Regions from separate parts of the Mus musculus genome. Here region 1 is linked to region 2. Evidence: chromatin loops called from intact Hi-C (ENCODE). Cell type or tissue: left cerebral cortex. All regions are shown on one strand.

Region 1 (2,500 bases), 450 kb before region 2:
ACCATGGTGAACGAGGCAGTGGTCGTGGGGGAAGAGGTGGTCGAGGGGGTCGGGGAGGACGTGGAAGCCAGGGAGGAGGCTGGGGAGGAAGAGGGAGCCAGACTTATCATCAAGGGGGCCAGTTTGAACAGCACTTCCAACATGGAGGCTATCAGTATAGTCATTCTGGATTTGGACAAGGAAGACATTATACTAGTTGAGGCTACAGAAACTCACATTTTGCTAGAGCTCAAGTAATAGAAACTTAGTTTCAGAATCCTGAATCCAACATCTATTTGGAATGAATGTAAGACCACAGGTAGCAGGCATACTCCTGCTTAGGATAACCATTTGCTGGTCTTCATTCAATTCTTTCTCTCTTTTTATTACTAAACAGTTTTACATAACACTGTTTATTTAAGAAACATATCTCTTCTTTCTATGAAAAACAAATTTTAAAGGCAATTTAAGTTGCCTTTAGTTGACCGGTAAACTAATCCAGTTGGAACATACATGCTTTTTTGAAGAAATTACTTGAATAAAATAGTTTTCACATTTTCAATATGCAAGTTTTGAAAATGAGGATTTGCCTGGACTTTTTTATATTTAATGCTGGGAAACCTTCCTCATATTAACAACCCATGTATGTTTTTCGTAAGCTACCTTCTGATGTCTATTCTCCGAGCATAGCTCTGCCCTGATTGGCATTTTATTCAGAGAGATGTTTGTCACCTTTCTTTTTGGTAGACCTGTTGGGTTGGTTCCTATTACATGAGCTCTTTTGCAGATAGCACATTCAGTAGCCTTATCCTGTTGGTGGAATACTGTACCATATGCTCCTCCAAAACCCATGAACACGGCCAAAACCCATAAAAACAACAAAAGCAAACTAAGTCAAGAACCGTAGTATCTGTAGGCACTTAGTTAAGTATAGCAACTCAAACCAGACCTGCATCCATCCGAGACAAACGTTCCTCCTTCACCCTTGTTTTTACTTGAAATTCGCTAGAAGAAATGGCGAGCAGACATCTGTTCCATGCACTAGTTAATGCTACTGGCTCAGCATATACAAGTTAGCTTGCTTTAGGCAAGGGACCTTTCTTGTGATGGACGTGCACTACGAAGTGAGATGGAGTCCTGCTCCGTGCAGGAGGCCCTTCATTATTGCTGCAGAAGACAGAAGCCTGGCTGAGTCACTCTCCACGTCTATCCTGAAATCACTCAATGCTTCTGCCGGGTTTTTGTACATGTAAACACTGTCAAGCTGTGAAAGAAAGTGGCTGGAGGTGTGTTTGGTGTGAGAGGTGAGCAATAAAGTACCTGCACATTCTCTCCTTGCTCTGGGAGTTTTCTTTTAGCTATTTTCATACCAGATTGTGCGTTTGTGTCAGGTTTATGGAGTAAGGCTTTTGTTCCTGAATGGTATTTCCTTAAGTAGAAGGTAGCCCTTTTTCTGGAAACTGAAACAAACTGGGAGGGGGAAAAGCTATTTCCACATTTACCTTATTTATAACAGTACGGCTAGAAAGCCTTCCTCTGACTCTGTCCACTGGGTGTAGCTGTTGCTACACATGTTAGGCAAGATGCAGTAATGCCCCTCCCTAACCTCAGAGGGTTTGTTTCCCGTTCTCCCTAAAAGCAGACGTGGTTTTCTTAGAAGAAAGTGACCTGGAAACTACAAAGTACTTATTAGAGAAATGGTATCTTCTGCTAAGTGGACCATCTTTAAGGTTTATTATGGTGTGATGTGTGTGTGTGTGTGTGTGTGTGTGTGTGTGTGTGTGTGTGAGTGAGTGGAGCATGTATGTATCTTAAGGTCACAGGGCAACTTTCGGGTGTTGGTTACTCCCTCCAACAGAGGGAGCTGGGAGGTCAAATTTGCATCCGTCAGTAATCAGGCCTGAGCAGATAGATACCTTACTCTGAGCCATCTCACAGGCCCCCAAGGGGTCTTATCTTTAAAATACTTTACTATTGAAATAGGGGTTTTATGATAACTAAAACTATCCTTGAAAGACCAATATGATCCTTTTATTCATTTTAGCAAATTTCAGCTACCTTTTGTGATTGCAAGATGTTCAAAATGCTTTATTAAAATGAATTAGAGTGTAGGCTTTCTCTTAAACAGCAGTGAATACATAGGTTTACTGTAGGTGGTTCCTCTTACCTCAGGTAGATACTTGCTTTGTTTCCGTAATCCAGGACTCCAGAGTCTTCCTCCCACTAGACTTACTCTTGACAGGTAGAATTTTGATTTATTATTACAAGGTTGTTTTCTCAGGCATGATCTTTTGAGAACAAATGGTAGATTTCTCCACAGTGACCTTAAGTTTTTCATCCTTGTTTATGATTTAAACTAGACATTGTTCTCCACATTGAGAAGCCATAGAAGAATTTAGTTTCTCCCCTTGACCATAAATTCTCTAGATAAGATATCCTAGCCACCAACATTACCACATTAGCATTGTTGGGTTTTGCAGAGAATGTTCCCTTAAATGATGGCATATTCTGTTTTCACTTG
Region 2 (2,500 bases):
ATAGAAAGTAGATTCTAATTGCATAGAGGGGAGGTATCTACCTAGCTCTTGTGTTGTTTAAGGCTTGTTGTAAATATAAAGGTTGTGTGTGTGTTTTATCCAGAAACTAATTGGTCAAAGCCTGGGTAGAAACCCCAGGTCAGGATTAAAAATTTCTACAACATTTGACCCCTATTTCAGTTTATATATAAAAAAAAAACTTTTTGTAAAAACAATTTGCAATGCAAGATTTGTGTTAAAATGTTCACTATAACTATACAGCAAATGGTCAGACACTGCAAGGGCCCAGCTATTCATCACAAGAAATAATGTTAGCCCTCTCCTACACATGTGATTTACCAGATGGGAACTGATTTTACTTAGTTAAAACCCAAATGCTGGGTAACAAAATACTGTAGAACCATGTTCTAAAATATGTAAATATCTGTGAAGTAGGTATGATTGGCAGGAAATCCTTCCTGGGAAAGAACAGGATAAGGGGCTCAGGAAGAGTTACATAGTATTGCCTAGAAAGATATGACCAACATTTCTAGGTCTCACATAGGAAGGAGATATAAGAGCACAGTGTTTGTGCTATCCTTATACACTATGTACCTGCTTATAGGTAGCATATGTTTGAACAAGAAAAAACTAAAATACAGAGCCATGATATTAAAAAAAAGCCAAGCACATATACAAAACAAATGAATGCAAAATATACCCTGTGTGAACTCTGGTCTAACAAAAGGTCTAGGAGAAGCTAGCACAGAGCTGATGCTGACCCCTCAGGGACTCCTAAATGCTTACAGTGATCAGGGCTTGGGTTTCTAAATCATTTTCCATTCTTTATAACACATTAAATAATCTAAAGTGTGACACTTAATATAGAAAAGTGCAAATGAGTGGACTAGAGAGGGATTTGGTGTCTGCCTCTTCTTGGTTCTCCTCTCCAAAAGTAAATTCTTTTCTAGACTTAAAATTCAAACCCTAGGGTGTGGGGTGTGGATCAGTGACTGAGTAGTGCGTGCAGAGCCCCCAGCTCAGCTCCATTCATTCATATTCTGAATATGCACATGGCAGAGCTCAAGGAAGCCCTTTTGGCATTCTGGTCTGGGTGTGTATTTTACCGCTCTGTTTTCAAATACTTTCCTAGAACCCACTTCAGATATACCAGATACACTTCTTTCTCACCTCCACAGCGAGGCACTTAGCTAGTTAGACATGTGCAAATAATATATATATACACATATATATCCATATCAACACATACACGCAAAATTCATTATTAAATGAAATGACACAACCAAATCCATATAAATCGCATGGGGCCTGCATTAAACTCATTTGTTTCTAATTTCTTTTCTCCATTAGGAACATGTTGCTAAAATCACAAGAGAATAAAGCATTGCTCATATGAATTAATTCCTAGCATCTGCAACAGGGGAATTGAAGGTCGGCAGTGGTATCCAAAGAAAGGCAATTACCCGCAGTGAGGAAAGGAGGTGGTTCAAGGCTGCGCTGCCAAGAAATGACAGATTCTAGTGGACTCAAACCACCCTCTTCGAATTTTGGCATCCTACAGTATAAAAAAAATAATAAGACAGGGGAACACCGAAAAGCCAAGCTTGCCACCTGCTGCCCGACAGCGAAATCTTACTTAAGCAAATCGCACCCATCCACGCTTTCTAAGGCAGCCCCTTTGTACGCTGACTGTTGTGGGTGTTCACACACTGTGTGTATATCCAGCAGTTCTCGCTACTTTTTTTCTTTTTTCTTTTTAAAGAAAGGGTCAAATCTAACTTCTCTTTTTACCAGATAGATACTATTTCCAGTTCTATACATAATCCTCTAAAACCAGAGTGGCTCAAAAAAGAAAGGAGGAGGAGGGAGAAGAGAAGAAGGGGGAGGGGAAGGAGGAGGTAGGGGGAGGAGGGGGAGAAGGGAAAGGAGGAAGAGGAGGAAGAGGAGGAGGAGGAGGAGGAGGAGGAGGAGGAGGAGGAGGAGGAGGAGGAAGGAAAGAAAATAAAATGAAAAAAAAAAGCTTCCAAACTGTTACCCACACTGTGTGTATAATGAATTGAGCGAGCTGCAGTTGTGTTTATTACAGTACCCAGATCAGGGAGGAATGTCTTTGAAAATGTGCCAGCATTGTCCTACGCCCCCATGGCCTGTCATCATTCCAACATGATATAGAATACTAAATCCATTCTGGGATTCATGCAGACGTTAACATCCCAACATTAAAGCACAACGGCATTAAGCAGGTTCATAAATAGTTTATTTTAAATGCATTCACATAATGAAACTCTCAGTAGCAGTTCAGCTGACCCAAAAGGGGAAGAAGAAAAAAACCTCTCAATAATTCCACCATTGTGCTAAGTATTAGCTTTCCACAGTGAAACTTCCAACAATCTTAGCTGCACTAACTCTCACCAGTGTTTTCAAAGGCTCTTGGTAGATCCAGGACTCATCTCTAATTTCACTGATTCTAAGACATCCTGAAACATAAGTTAATTTTAGC

Evidence for each region. Hi-C counts contacts between places; a loop is a spot of excess contacts. Peaks named below come from ENCODE experiments on the same cell type or tissue, not always from the same donor. Only the 100,000 strongest peaks of a DNase experiment are listed, where the experiment ranks them.
Region 1: it touches region 2 in a loop (4-fold over the local background); 13 of 42 quality-filtered maps call a loop at or near these places.

What each region holds. Positions count from the first base shown.
Region 1 is chr17:75,535,902-75,538,401 of GRCm38, reverse strand. It overlaps Fam98a (family with sequence similarity 98, member A), which reads left to right. Exons shown (of 8, transcript NM_133747.2): 8 at 1-1,316. The coding sequence ends at 200. Among named protein-coding and RNA genes, the nearest start is that of Fam98a, 15 kb to the left of the region's middle. In left cerebral cortex, a CTCF peak has its summit at 1,532; DNase peaks (open chromatin) are centred at 1,079 and 1,544.
Region 2 is chr17:75,088,034-75,090,533 of GRCm38, reverse strand. The region is part of intron 3 of Ltbp1 (latent transforming growth factor beta binding protein 1); the gene reads right to left. Among named protein-coding and RNA genes, the nearest start is that of Ltbp1, 84 kb to the right of the region's middle. In left cerebral cortex, a CTCF peak has its summit at 1,625 (motif pointing left); DNase peaks (open chromatin) are centred at 1,121, 1,614 and 2,120.